Linked DNA regions of Homo sapiens: region 2 is linked to region 1. Evidence: chromatin loops called from intact Hi-C (ENCODE). Cell type or tissue: heart right ventricle. All regions are shown on one strand. Region 1 overlaps INPP4B (inositol polyphosphate-4-phosphatase type II B). Region 2 overlaps INPP4B (inositol polyphosphate-4-phosphatase type II B).

The links. A loop is a pair of places that touch in the nucleus more often than their neighbours do. Peaks named below come from ENCODE experiments on the same cell type or tissue, not always from the same donor. Only the 100,000 strongest peaks of a DNase experiment are listed, where the experiment ranks them.
Region 2: a loop joins it to region 1, with 18 times the contacts of the local background. A loop is called at or near these places in 2 of 110 quality-filtered maps.

The regions. Positions count from the first base shown.
Region 1 is chr4:142,330,068-142,338,067 of GRCh38, reverse strand. All of the region lies in intron 7 of INPP4B (inositol polyphosphate-4-phosphatase type II B), which reads left to right. Among named protein-coding and RNA genes, the nearest start is that of INPP4B, 510 kb to the left of the region's middle. In heart right ventricle, no CTCF peak of the experiment used is centred here; a DNase peak (open chromatin) is centred at 6,777; H3K27ac peaks cover 6,024 bases.
Region 2 is chr4:142,264,325-142,272,324 of GRCh38, reverse strand. It overlaps INPP4B (inositol polyphosphate-4-phosphatase type II B), which reads left to right. Exons shown (of 26, transcript NM_001101669.3): 10 at 1,551-1,662. Among named protein-coding and RNA genes, the nearest start is that of INPP4B, 580 kb to the left of the region's middle. In heart right ventricle, no CTCF peak of the experiment used is centred here; no DNase peak of the experiment used is centred here; H3K27ac peaks cover 2,647 bases.

The DNA.
Region 1 (8,000 bases):
GCAATTCTGGATTGATATAGTTGAAATCAGATATGTAAGTGCTGACAAATCACTTCTAGAGTGCAAAATTGGTATAATGATATTAGGTACATTTTCAAGAAGTAGTCTCTTAAAGATATACAATTATATACTCCTTTTTCCCCTCACTTTGTCATACTGCTTTCAAATATGAATGTCTAAGAGACGTGAAAAAGACACCATAAAAAGAGACAAGTTGTAGAGAGAGGAAGAAATATGCAACACATATAAATTGCAAAGAACTAAGATTCATTATATACATAAACTATATAAATATATATATAAAATATATATAAAATATATAATATATATAAATATATATAAAATATATATTATATATAATATACATAAAATAATATATATAATATATATATAATGAATAAAGGATGCCTACAAATTAAGATGAGATAAATAACTATAGGAAAAAAAAAGAACAGAACATTTGAACCAGCACTTTGCCAAAGAGAAAAATCAAATGGCCAGTAAACATTTGGGAATCGACCTCATTAATAATCAGATAATTATTAATTAATAATACAGTGATATATAATTACATATCAATGGTTGGTAAAAACTCAACATCTAACAATTTCAAGTATAGATAAGGATGTAAAACTTTCTTATGGTTCAAGGGTAAATAATATAACCATTTTGAAAAACAGTTTTGCATTCCAGCCCAGTTATAGATGTAATCTCTAAAGATGCAGCAATTATTCTCTAGGGTCTGTACCCTAGAAAGTGATTTACACATGGTCTCCAGATACACATGCAAGAATTTCATAGCAGCAGTTCACTGCAGCTAATAAATGACAATAACCTAAATAACCATCAAGAGGAATAGGGATAAATTGTAGTACAGTCAGGCAATGAATTACTATCTGACAATGAAAATAAATGTACTTTAGCTGTATGCAACAACATGGATAAATCTAAAAGAAATTGAGTTAACAAAGAAAGGCAAAGGAATATATATAGTATTTATGTATTTTACATAAAGTTGAAATGTAGAGAAAAAGAAAACCCACACTGTTGTGTTTAGTGGTTCATTATTTGGTGGTAATACTCTAAGGAAAAGAAAAATTATTACAAAAGGACAATGATTGTCTCTAGTGGAGAATACTGGGGTTGTATTAGGAGAAAGTCTCAGAAAAGAGGTTTTCTAGTTTGCCAATCAAGTTGCATTTTTTTCTAAAGGAAATGTTGACACAGGATCCTTTCAGTGCCACTTGGCCAACCAGAAATCTCTGTGGCTGGCCAGTGGCGCCTCTGCCTGGGGCCTTGTTCAGCTCTGTGCTCACTGCTGGGCTTTCTCTGCCCACTTGGCCTGCTGCAGCCCGTGACTGGGCCCAACGTGCTACAATTGGCTTCCGCCTTGGGCACCAGCATCTGGACGAGGAGGGGAATCACAGCCATGCCCAAAACTCAAGAGATTCCAGCAACTGCGAAGCCCCAGGGGGTGTTATTTCTCTCTCTTCTTCCCCCAACCCCTGGTGTGGCAAATAGTGGGGGCATATTACAGCTTGTTCATGTTACAGCTCACGTTTGTTCCTGCCTCCTGCAGGGCAGTGAACAGAAACGTGTTTGGTCCCGCCACCCGTGGCTTGGCGGATAGGGGCATGTTACAGCTCTGGCTCAAGGAGTCCTAAGGTCTGGGCCTCCAGAAGTGTGACTGCTCTTTTTGCTCCCTCTGCCTGCAGCACAGTGAACAGAGGTGTGTGGCCCCCAGCGGTATTTTCTCCCCCACTACCCCTCAAGTGGGAGGGAGGGTTACAGTATTACAGCTCCTTTTGTTCCTGCCATGTGGCAGGTTCCAGGCTCTTGTCTCATATCCAAGAGGAATGAGGTACATGGACAACAGAGAGTGAGCAAGGCAGAGAAGAATTTTATTAAGCAACAGAAGAAAAGCTGTCAGTGGGGAGGGAACCCGAGAGTGGGTAGCCCTCTGTGTGAGAGGGAGCCCAAAAGCAGATAGTCCAATGGGTAGCTGAGTCTGGGGTTTTTATGGGATCAGAATGGAGGAATGCATGCTGATTGGTCCATGGGCAGGCCTGGAAAAAGCACCATTTGATTGTCTAAGAGACACCACGGAAGTTCTCACTAGGTCGTGGACTGTACCAGAACCTCAGCCTGGTTTTCAGGCTTCAGGCTGTCTTTTTGCTTAAGTTTGGGTTTCACTGGTGACCTGCCCTTGTCTGGCGAGGAATTTGTCTGTCTCCTGCCACTATCAGTGGTTACACATTGGTGTTACTTTGTGTTTATTCATTAAACTCTACCTATGTGAGTATGCAGGTTTCTTTCTGATAAAAATAAATCAACCATTTTTAAAAGTCAACTGACTAAAAGTTAACTGACTTTCCTCTATGTTCTGCCCTTTGATGATTGACTCTGCCTATCTCCTAAGGGTGCTTAGTGTCACTGTTTTTAAATTTCAGATTGCATTTTATTATTTGAGAATCTAGCTGTAAGTAATTTAACAGGAAATGTGAATATATGTAAATATCCATTAGACTTGCACCAGTATTTCTTCCCCTCTGGTACTTAGGAAGCAAAGACATCCTTAAGGTATACATGGGAGATTTGGGGTTATGAGGAGTAAAATAAATGCTGGTATTAATGGCTAAATTCTAAAAGATAAGATAATTGAGGGAGTATAATGAAAAGTAAACCCAAGGTATTTTGGACTAGAAAAATAACAGGACCAGAACTGACGTTAGAGAAGAAAAGCATCCTCCACCCCAAGTAAATATTAGGAATCAGTTAACTAGATTTTTGTTGTTGTTGTTGTTATTGCAAGTTTTAATCTGAGTCACTATTAATAAAGAAAATGGGAGAAGTGAAGAAGCTCTCATGGAAATGGTGAAATTCCTTTCTTTTTATAACTCCTCCAGCTGCTTTGGGAATTTGTGGATACTCAGACTTTTTTTTTTTTTTTTTTTTTTTTCATTTTTCCCAGGAAGTAGCAGACAGAGCATTAAGCAGCCTGCTGAGTTATAGGCTTTATTCTTAGGAGGTCTTAGAAGGCCAGAATTCTAGCTGGCTTTCAGGGGAGTGTTTGCCCCAGATGTAGATGCTCCCTAATAGATTTATCCTTTCACTATTTAAAAGTAGCTCACCATCAACACATGAAAAGGCAACCTATAGAACTGGAAAAATATTTGCAAACCATGTATCTGATAAGTGGCTAATATATAAAATATGTAAAGAACAACTCAATAGCAAAACAATAAAAAATAAAAAACAACAACAACAAATAATTCAGTTCAAGAAAGGGCAAAGGACCCGAACAGACATTTATCCAAAGAAGACATAGAAATGGCCAAAGGTATAGAAAAAATTGCCTAGCTTCACTGACAACAGGGAAATGCAAATTAAATCCACAATGAGATATTACCTCACACCTGTTAAATTGGCTATTATCAAAAAGACATGAGATAACAAGTGTTGGCAAGGGTGTGGAGAATAGGGAACCCTGTGTACTCTTACTGGGAATATAAATTGGCCAGCCAATATGGAAAACAGTATGGGGGTTCCTCAAAAATTTAAAAATAGAACTACCATATGACCCAGCAATTCCACTTCTGGGTATATATCCAAAGGGAACAAAGTCAGTATCTCAAGGAGATCTCTTCATGCCCATGTTCATTGCAGCATTATTCACAATACCCAAAACCCAAGACAGGGAAACAATCCGAGTATCCTCTGATGGATGAATTAATAAGGAAATTGTGAGAGAGCTATATACACATATGTACACATACATACAAGTATATGTATTTGTGTGTATCATACAAGTATATGTATGTGTGTATATGTGCGTGTATACATATATATGGTGAAATATTATTCAGGCAAAGAAAAGTAAGAAATTCTGTCATTTGCAACAAAATGGATGAACCTTGAGGGCATTATGCTAAGTCAGACAGAGAAAGACAAATACTTTATGTTCTCACATGCGGAATCTAAAAAAGTCAAACTCATAGAAACAGAACAGAATTAGAATGGTATTTGGCAGGGGCTGAGGGGAGGAGGAAATGGGAAGATGATGATCAAAGGGTACAGACTTTCAGTTATAAATAAGTTCTGGGGATCAAATGTGCAGCATAGTGAAAATAGCTAACAATACTATATTGTATAATTAAATGTTATTAGGAGAGTAGATCTTGAATGCTCTCATCGCACACACAAAAAGGTAACTAAGGTGATGGACAGGTTAAATAGCTGGTTCGTGGTAATCATTGCACAGTGTATACATACATCAAAACCTCAAGTTGTGCACAGTAACTGTATTTAATTTTTATTGTCAATTATACCTCAATAAAGCTGGAAAAAAAATGAACTCATTGGACCAACTGAGTTAATGTAGTCCAATACAAAAAAAACAAAAATAAAAAATAGTTGAATTCAGTACCTGTAATAAAGACAAGACCATCCAGTTAACTTACACTGTTGAATTATATGATATTTATCTACAAGTCTTTCTTTCCTTGTATATATGAGAACCCTATTTTGCTATAACATCATAACATATAGGTAATATATTGTAACAAAATATACTATTATTTTTCCTTTTTAATTTCTGCAAAACAGAATATGAGAGATAAAAGCGAGAAAGGAAAGATTTGGTCTTTTAGAAAACATTCCTTCGTTTTCAACGAATGCATCAATTGTTTCAGGCTTCTCTGACTTTAATGTACTTAGGGATCACCTAAGGATTTTATGAAATGAGGATTCTAATTCTGAATTCTAATCCAGTGGTCTGGGGCAGGACTTAAGAGTCTGCATTACTAACAAGCTCCCAAATGATTCCAGTGCTGCTGATACAACAATCTCGTTTTAAGGATCAGGAAAAGAGAGAACAAAGCATATGACCCCAACTAATTAAACCAGACAAGACTCACGTGGCCCCTGCTCAGCACCTGTGATCGGAGTGGGTCCTAGATTGGCTCTTCCATGTAATCTGTCTCTGTTTTATATATTTTCATTGCAATTGCATGTCTGCGGTTTTAGAAGGTTTTTTTTTTGTTTTTTTTTTTTTTTTTGAGACGGAGTCTTGCTCTGTCGCCCAGGCTGGAGTGCAGTGGCGCGATCTCGGCTTACTACAAGCTCCGCCTCCTGGGTTCACGCCATTCTCCTGCCTCAGCCTCCCACGTAGCTGGGACTATAGGCACCCGCCACCACGCCTGGCCTTTTTTTTTTTTTTTTAATTTTTAGTAGAGACGGGATTTCGCCTTGTTAGCCAGGTTGGTCTCGATCTCCTGACCTCGTGATCAGCCCTTCTTGGCCTCCCAAAGTGCTGGGATTACAGGCGTGAGCCACTGCGCAGGGCCCCATTTTAGAAGGTTTTAAACAAGAAAGCATTGTCTAGGCACAGATCTGTTATGATCTAATTGTGAGACTTGGGACCAGTCATTTAACCACCAATAGCCTCAGTTTTCTTAACTTTACATGAAAATGGTTAAATTAAATTACTTTTAAAGGTTTATCTAGCTCAAACACCCCTTTTCCTTTTTTAAGCAACTTTTTTTTTAACTATATATGCTTTTTTTTCCCCCTTTAATAAGTGTACTCATTTCTCAAGGACATTGAGAACTATTTCTCTCTTGCTTTATAAAAGCCTTTAATGCTTTTCTATCCCATTGCTGTTTTCATGAATATTGATATGCCCATGAAGGCTACTAACTTAATTATTATTACAAAATCTGTACTAAATGTCTAGCTGTAGTTACCTCCACCTTTGGTTTTATTTTAAACGGAAAATAAAGCCAAGAATAAAGGGTCTCATTATAGTGTCATATATTTTTTCTTTTTTAAAAAATAAAATCATCTGAGGTCCCTGAAACATGGTATAATATAAGCACAGATTGTCATGTTAAATAGCTTGGTTTGGAATAAGCTATGAAATAAAAATTATGCAAGACAGCTGTACTAAAAATTAGCTTTTCTTAAGAAGGCTACATTGTCTGTATGGAAAATACACTTAAGGAAACCTCTATTGGCTTAATTGGAGCACATTTTTAAAATTCCTTAATGGATGATTTTCCAAGTTTAGACTTCAACACAGAAACCCTGGTTATGAGCCTATTTATGGGTCAGGGGATGCACTGACAACCTTAGGTTTTCCCCCTCCACCCCCCACCCCCCCAGCTTTGTGGTACATTCTGTAAGAGTACTTTTCTAAACATTGCCTCATAATATGATCTGTGGCCTGTAAGGATCACAATTAGAAGCTCCAAAGATAGAGAAAATTTTGAAGCATTCAGCACTAGCTGCCAGGGCACTTAAAACTGACCCTGGAGCACAAATATGTCATGAGACTGATTCTGGTAAACCAGATTCTTGGCGTGCATCTTTCCCATGGCCAAAGTTTCCATTGGTTTTAAAATAATTCCTTAGCAATTACTGGGAATCTGATCGAATAGATAGTGCTTGTTACCTCTCAAACAAATACGTAAATTCTATTAAGCTGAAGCCTAATTAAAATCATTGATTTCAGAGACACGGTTTTATCATATCATCTGGCATGTGAGAGGGGGGATGATTGTATTTTCATACTATTGATTGCAATATACTTGTATTTCACGAAGATGTTTCTGGACCTGATCCCTATGCCAGTTGCAGCCAGGTTCACAGTACACGAGGATCCCAGTAGATCTGGGTCCCAAACACTTCCATGCAGTTGACTTCTCCAAAGTGATGCCACAGTGGTATGCTGGGGCCTGCTCTACTGTCCCTGGAGAGCTGATCCTACATGTCCCTTTCCAATTCTGTGGTCAGCGATCTCAAGCTAGTAGCTGGAAATGGGCCAGGTGGGAGTGTTTACGCCACAGAAATTGCTTGCACTATGAATGGTAGCTTCCTCCATCCTTGTCCTTTAAAAGCCAATTGTTAGTTATCTGCACACCACTCTTCTTAAAGACAAAATACCCATCCCACTTAGATTAAATCCCTTGAATTTCCTTGCCTGTGGTTTTATTTGGTCTGTGCAAATAAAGAGCAACATTATCTGAAAATGTTTTTAAGTTTATTTGTGACAGCATCAAAGAAAAATTCACTTTAAGAAGTGAAAAAAATGAAAGTACAACTTTTGATAGGACAAATTTATGAAAATACTGCTTGCTTCTCTTGTTCCTGTGAATGGACATTGCTTAGTGCACTTAGATTTAAGTAGTTTCCTCTAAAATGCCTGAACCCATTAGCTCCAATTTAGTTCACTTCTTTAAGCCCCGAGGCAGCAAGAATACTGAGTGTAAACCCACTTTACGCACAAAACATACATTATAAATGACAAATACATTCCAACTGTTAAGAATTTTAAATGTTAAAATTCAAGGTTTCAAATGTAGTTTCCCTGAGACACTAAAGTCCTTAAACATCCCAGGTGATGTATTTTAAAATCTTTTGAATGGCTTAAGGGAACAGGAACATTTTGACATTTGTTGAAGAGTTATCATTTAATGGAATTGAATTGCTTCACTGAATATGTGTGTGTGTGCGTGCGCGTGTATGTGTGTGCGTGTGTGCACATATGCGTGTGTGTATGCATCCCTGGTTCTGACAGGCAGTTTACTTTGTAAAACAGAAAAACTGATAAGAAAGTAAAAGACCCATCTCACAGGCAGTTACCACTCTTGCTCCAGTGCAGATGAAGAATGTTTCACAACTTTAACTTAAAAAACCCAGAGATGGATTTTCAAGATATTTTAATCCAGGCCCAATGATATCCAAAATTATACCCAGATAGAAAGATACTTCTCAAAATTCCTGTTAATAGGCCTCTTGGTGCTAGAAAGAAGGGGTTTGTTTTAAAATTAAAGGGGCTCTTCTATTTTGTATTCTTCCACACATGCATCATTATTTGCTCTTCATGGGTCTTTGAATCATTGCTTGCTGATATGATTCAAATGCAGATAAGTAACAATGAAGATATTTTCTATATACTGCTGCCACAAGTGCCTGCCAGAAGAGCTGAAGCCATCCATAAA
Region 2 (8,000 bases), 66 kb after region 1:
GTCGTGTTTTAATTTGTACCTTATCTAGTAATAGAATCAGCGTTTCTTTTCACCTAATTTATTGGTTATTTTAATTAGCATTTTGGTAAACTACTCATAGAAATGCCCCTTCTGCTTTCTGACACTTTTAATACTAAAAAAAAGCAGCATTTAGAAGGAATTAGTTAAAAGAAAGACAACATTGGTGTTCAGCTAAAAGTTGAAAACAAATTTCATGAAAGATGTGACTAATGAAGAAAATGAGACGTCACATGACTATTCAGTTAATTCTACTGAAATAGAAGTGACAGCAACACATCATATCTATGAGGTGGCTTGCTACCTATTTTCACAAAAGGCTCAAGTGAAAAATATTATATGTGCAGTGTTTCCATGGTATAATGGCACTATTTATTCTGTAGTTTTTCTTGCTCGGAAAAGGAAACTAGAGAATCTTAAAGTGTGGCTCGTAAACTTATCTTTAGCTTTCATTATTATTGCCAAACATAAAATTTTTATGCTGCTAAAAATAATGATGGTGAAAATCTTATATTATTATCATTGAATATAAAAGACTTGTCAATGACTTGGAGAAGATAGAAACCTGAAATTGCCACTTCGTTACCTTGGAAGGGTCTTCTCATCTTTTTGAGTCTCAGTTTCTTTATCTGAAAAAGTAAAGAGTTGTACTAAATGAGCTTTGGGTTATGTTCTGCTTTACATGTTCTTATGTTTGCTAGGAGAGAATCTTTTGTACTTAGTAGCATGTAAACAAAAATGTTAGAGAAAAGGCACAAAGTCAGATTTTGTAGCCAATAGCCCAGTCATAGAGGAAGATAAGAATATTTATACTCTTTTCTATTTTACTTGGCCACAGTTTCTGTGATAGACACATAGGTATCTCATGCAGTTAGTATAGATGGGCTGCAGTTTATGCTGTTTTAGATTTGATGGTTCCAAATGGGGTATTGATCTATGACACAATGTTCTTTCCTTGAGGGCACCTCTGAGAACGTTTAGGAGGTTTCATCTTCCTAAGGTACTTTTCGACAGTCCGTGCTCTTACCTCACACATTCATGGATAATTTTAATTTCAAATGAAAAACAACATGCAGTAGCTCACGTCTGTAATCCCAGCACTTTGGGAGGCCTAGGCGGGTGGATCACCTGAGGTTGGGAGTTTGACACCAGCCTGACCACATGGAGAATACAAAAGTAGCCAGGCATGGTGGCACATGCCTGTAATCCCAGCTACTCGGGAGGCTGAGGCAGAAGAATCTCTTGAATCTGGGAGGTGGAGGTTGTGGTGAGCTGAGATCACGCCATTACACTCCAGCCTGGGCAACAAGAGCAAAACTTGATCTCAAAAAAAAAGAAAAAAGAAAACACACACACACACACACACACACACAAACACCTACCCTATTAACATGTTTTGCTGTGTTTTATGCAGATGTTGTCTTATTAAGTAAATAACAATGCTGGTGGTTTTCAGAAACAAATGTGTTTTGGATATTTTTGGGGGAGAGAGAAGCTTCTTACCTTTCCATTTCGTGTATTTTTTGTTGCAGAACTTCAGATGGTGGCAAAGTGGTTGGCACCATAGAAGTCAGTGTCGTGAAGATGGGGGAGATTGAGGATGGGGAAGCCGACCACATCACCACAGATGTACAGGGACAAAAGGTAGGATCTCAGTCTGCTCATTGTACAAATTAAATTAAAAATGATCAGCTTTGCCAGATGTCTGTCTCACCAACATCTCTGTGGGGTTTGAAATCTCATTATCAAAACCTAAATGGGACAACAGCTCTGAAATTGGAATACAATATGTGTGTTTCAGCCTCTGAATCAAAGGGCCTATTTGCTTGGAACTATGCAAAGCAATGCTCCATTCAGAAGCACCTTCCTCTTCCCTGCCAGCTCCCTGGTTGGCACTGCCTCTTCTCAGTTGGAACAAAAGTATTGATCATTGTCGCATTTTACCATAATTAACTCTATGTGAGATGCCAGAAGATTCTGGGATGGCTATTGCCCAAAATAACTTGTTCTCTACTCCCAAAACCCTCTTTGGAAAGATATGCGATTTTAATTTGTATTTCACCTTTACGTGAAGGAGGGCAGATTTAACAAGAAGTTCCTGCCTTATGAGATTGAGGAGAGAGAAGCAGGAAATAGTATTCATTGAAGGAATAGCTCTGGAGGAGGGACAATGGCAACGGAAGGAGAAGCTGCTTCCTGAAACACAGAATAAAGGCCTGATGCATATAAATATGTGTCCAGGATTCTTTCTTTCTTTCTGTTCCTTTTCACTAAGGCAGAGAAACTATGTAAATATTAGCCTAAATTTATTTCTTAGGAATGCAATTGCCTGTTTTATTGAGACCATTGAAGCACATGGGGTAGACTTAGAAACTGCTAGTAGTTTCTTTTAGGAAAATGAATTTTATACACTATAATTTCTACCTTTTAATAAATGAGCATTTTAAAAAATTATTTTTAATAAACAATCATTGTATATACTTCTGGGGTACAATGTAATGTTTCGATATATATTTACGTTATGGAATGATTAATCAGGTTAATTAACAAATCTATCGCCTCACATACTTATTTTGTGTGTGTGGTAAAAACATTTAAAATTTCTCCTTGCAGCAATTTTGGAATCTACAATGGACTATTATACAGTAACCATTTTGCTCAATAACTCACTAAAGCTTATTCCTCCTGGCTAACGGAAACTTGTACCCTTTGATGAGCACCTCCCATTTCCCTAAACTTTCCCTCCCCCAGCCTCTGGTAACCATCATTCTGCCCTCTACTTCTATGAGTTTGAATCTTTTAGATTCCACAAATGCAAGCTAAAAAAATGACCAAGGCAGGTCTCAATTAATTTAGATGTTTATTTTGCCAAGGTTGAGGCTGCACCTGGGAAAAAACACAAATTAGAGGAGCATCTGTGACCCCTGCCTTTTCCAAAGAGGGTTTTGAGGACTCCGATATGTAAAAGAGAAAGAGTAAGCAGGAAGGGAAGAAGAGAGGAAAAAAGAGGGGGGAGGGTAGGCAATGAGGTAAGTGGTCCCATAGTGAGGCTTTCATTAGTGCTCAGTGAATCTACATTTTATATGTGAAAGGGAGAAGAGGAATAGTCAATTATGCATTCCTCTCATATTCAGTAAATCCACATTTTACTTAAAATAAAAGAAGTCAATTACGTGTTTGGCTCAGGGTGGGCAGAGGGATGATTTTCTAGTCTTGTCCTTGTCCCCTCCCTGTGGACATATAAGCTGTTAATTTACATTGTTAGGGTGAGATTCAACAAAACTCTGTATTAAGGCTATTTTATAGGGGGTTATATATTCTGAAAGAGTTGGGGCCCACAAGGAATTGTGAGCAATTTGTGAAGGAGGGCATCTGGGGAGAGATGTGGGCTTCTATCATTGCAGCTATCTGTTCGTCGGGGGAAAAAAACAAAGGCAGTTTTTTGTGTGTTTCAGTTCCCAATCTTAACTTTCCTTCCGACATAGTGAGTTTGGGGTCCCAAGAATCTCTTTTCTTTCTCAGCATATAAATGAGATGATTCAGTATTTGTTTTGTGCCTGGCATATTTCATTTAGCATAATATCATCCAGGTTTATCCATGTTGTCACTAATGACAGAACTTTCCCCCTTTTCAAAGCTGAATAGTTTTTTATTGTGGTATATACCACATTTCCTTTTTCCATTCATCTGATGATGGACACTAAGATTGCTTCCACATCTTAGTTATTGTGAGTAATGTTGCAGTGAACATGAGTGCAGATATCTCTTTGGCATATTGATTTCAATTCCTTTGGAGTACCCAGAGTGGGATTGCTGGGTTTTATGGTAGTTCTATTTTTAGTTTTCTGAGGAGCCTCCGTATTGTTTTCCATAATGGTTGTATTAATTTACATTCTCAACAGTGCATAAGGGTTCCCTTTAGTTTACACCCTCTACACCCTCACCAGTACTTACCCCTCATTTTTTTTTTTTTTTTTTTTTTTTGAGACGGAGTCTTGCTCTGTCACCCAGGCCAGAGTGCAGTGGCGCGATCTTGGCTCACTTCAAGCTCTGCCTCCTGGGTTCACACCATTCTCCTGCCCCAGCCTCCCGAGTAGCTGGGACTACAGGGACCCGCCACCATGCCCGGCTAATTTTTTGTATCTTTAGTAGAGACGGGGTTTCACCGTGTTAGCCAGGATGGTCTCAGTCTCCTGATTTCGTGATCTGCCTGTCTCAGCCTCCCAAAGTGCTGGGATTACAGGCGTGAGACTCCGTGCCTGGCCTCCCTCATCATTTTGATAATAGTCATTCTGACATGTGTGAAATAGTATCTCATTGTAGTTTTAATTTGCATTTTCCTGGTAATCAGCAATGATGAGCATTTTTTAATATATCCGTTGGCCATTTGTATGTCTTCTTTTGCGAGTGTTTTTTAGGTCCTTTGTCCATTTTTTATTGGGTTGTTTTCTTGCTATTGAGTTTCTTATATATTTTGAATATTAGCTCCTTATCAGGTGTATGGTTTGCAAATATTTTATCCCAATCCATGAGTTGTTTCCTTATTGTTTCCTTTGCTGTGCAGAAGCTTTTTAGTTTGATACAATGCCATTTGCTTATTTTTGCTTTTGTTCCTGTGCTTTTGGGGTCATATTACAGAAATCTTGCCCAGAACAATGTCATGGAGCATTTTTAAATGTTTTCTTCCTAGTACTTTTATAGTTTTAGGGCTTATTTTTCAGTCTTTAACTCATTTTGAGTTGATTTTTGTGCATGAGCATGGCATGAGATAAGGGTCCAATTTTATTTTTCTGCATGTGGACATCTAGTTTTCCAAACACAATTTGTTAAAGAGACTGCCCTTTCTCCATTCTGTGTTTTTGGTACCTTTGTTGAAAACGAATTGCCCATATATGTGTAGATTTATTCATAGGCTTTCTGCCCTGTTCCATCGGTCAATGTGTCTGTTTTTATGCCAGTAACATGCCACTTTGATTATGATAACTTTGCTTTATAATAGATTTTGAAGTCAGCTGACATGATTCCTCCAGTTTTGTTCTCTTTACTCAAGATAACTTTGACTCTTCAAGCTCTTTTGTGGTTTCTTAAGAATTTTAGGATTTTTAACATTTATTTCCGTGAAAAATGACATTGGAATTTTGATAGGGATTCATTTAATCTGTATATTGCTTTGGGTAGTATAGACATTTTAACAGTATTAATTCTTCCAATCCACGAGCATGGGATACTTTTCTATTTATCTGTGTTATCTACAACTTTTTTTCATTAATGTTTTATAGTTTTCAGTACACAGATCTTCCAAATCCTTGGTTAAATTTACTTATAAGTATTTTTTTAAAGTGAATGGGATTGATTTCTTAATTTCTTTTTCAAATAGTTTGCTGTCAGTGTAAAGAAACACTACTGATTTTTGTGAGTTGATTGTGTATCCTTCAACTTTACTGAATTTATCAGTTTTAACTGATTTTTTTTTTCTTTTGGTTGTGTCATTAGGGTTTTCTACATAAAAGATCACGTTATTAGCAAACAAAGACAATTTCCCTTCTTCCTTTCCTATTTGGATATCTTTTATTTCTTTTTCTTGTCTGATTGTTCCAGCTAGAACTTTCAGTATAACATTGAATAGAAGTGGTGAGAATGGACATCTTTGTCTTGTTCTTGATTGTAGAAGAAAAGCTTTATAAATGAACATTAAAAAATTAAGGCCCATTGTGACTTATTTTCTGGTTTAGTGTCTCTTATCTTGGAGCATGTTTGATTTTTCTTACCCAGGAAACTGCTGCATGGAAGATGGTATTTATCCAACACGTAACAAATTATTAACTTTACAAAAATATCAAATATTTTCTTTCAATTTTTTTTTCTTTTTCCCAGAATAGGCTAGGGTCTTCTCTGCTACCCTAAACCTTGTTCTTCTCTGTTACTCTCCCTTCTCCTTGGAATATATCCCACATTATAAAAATATTTTAAGAAGGCCCAAGGTTTAAATCAGGTTATTAACTAATATCAGGGCCATGGTAAAGTTTTGGAGCAGACTTTCTTGAGTTTGTGCATTCGAAACCCTGTCTTAGGGCTGGATCCCTTCATTCCATCCTTGTTTGTTTTGTAGTTCTATATAAGACTCATCTTTGTCACTATCACATGAACACTTGCATCAAGATCAAGGAAGGAGGATTCGGAAGCTAAACTGGGGACACAGAGCAGAAATAGGCAGATAATTATGCCTAGACCTGTAACTGTGTACCAGGAGACCAGTAGCAGAAACACTTCCCATTTCAAAGTAGAGCTCCTTTCTCTGATTCTAAATATATTACCAGCCACTTTTCCACTTTCCTCAAAACTAGCCCACCTTTTGACTCCAGACTATGTCACTATAGTATAAGGTAGTGGAAATTAAATTATACTCTTTTCATAAATGGAGAACTTGATACCTAGAGATATGCCCCCACCCAAATCCTACATAGTGTTTCTGGCTTAGGAACATGAACTTTAAAAAGACTTAACTGAGCTGTTCCAGAAATAGGAGGTGGCAGTGGCAATACACACCGTGTGTGAGTCATAAGCTGACTAAAATGGTAAACACATCAAACATTTTGGCATCAGCTCTGCCCTGTCTGGATTATTTGTAAACCTTGACCTTTTTTGCAAATTTTTGATAAAGTAACTGTAAACTCTCTTAGCAATCTTTAAGAATATCGATGTTTGAGATATATAGTAAGGCCCAACATGCATGATATTTATTGTGTAAATAACTTTATCTCAGCGTTTTTCAAAGTGTGGTTAGAATCACCTAGAGTGCTTTTTAGAACTGCAAATGCATGGACCCTTGTACATCTGCTAAATAAAAATCCATAGAAAATCAATTAATATTATCTGTTACTAACGGTGATTTAAGACATGAATGACTATCATTATGGAAAGAGAAAGTAACTGAAATAGAAGTTATTCCTAAAATAACATTGCTTTCACTGGTTTGCATGAGCTAGGGACAAAGGAATGAAACTTCTATTAGCACCATAGTCATGTGCCATGAAAGTGACACATGTTATCTAATGTAGACGTAAATAAGAGAGTGATACTGATATTGCTCAGCTTGGGCTGTCATGACAAAATACCATAAACTGTATGGCTTAAACAACAGGAATTTATTTTCTCACGGTTCTGGAAGCTAGGAAGTCCCAGATCAAGGTGCCAGCCTGTTCAGTTCCTGGTGAGGGCTTTTTACTTGGCTTGCAGATGGCTGCCTTCTTGCTACCTTCTCAGATGGTCTATCTTCTGTGTATAAGCAGGAAGGGGAAGTGGGGGAGGGAGAGAGAGGGAGAGAGAGGGAGAGAGAGAGAGAGAAAGAGAGAGGAAAGGAGAAAGGAAGGGAGAGAGGGAGTGTTTTGGTATCTTCTCCTTTTCTCGTAAGAATACCAGCCCTGTAGTATTAAGACCCCATCTTTATGACCTCTTTTAATCTTAGTTACCTCCATAATATAGGCCCTTATCTCCAAATATGGTCATATTGGAGGCTGGGGCCTCAACATATGAACTTTGGAAGACACAGTTCAGTCCATAACAGTACCTTTATATAAAATACTACATTTTAATCTTGAGTCTTAAATTCCAGAGCATGGAATAAAATATAAGTGAAAATCCAAACTCTTTCTTCTCACATACGTTTGCTTTCTTTTTCTTGTTTCCATAAATCATATTATGAACACATATTTATTATCAAGGGAAGATTGCTCAGAGGTCATTTACCATATTAGATTGTTTCAAACTTCAATATATACACACATAGAAATAGAAGATAAAGCATTAAAACCACATAGTAGTAGAAAGAAAAAATTACAAGAGAAATACTAAAATTGTCTTTTTTCGAAACTAGCATAGTAGATGAATGTTGCATTATGTATCCAAAACATTTTTTCTTTTATTGGAGTCACCTTTGACTCCTTTCTGCCTCTCATAAACTCACAGTTAGTATGTCAGCAAAT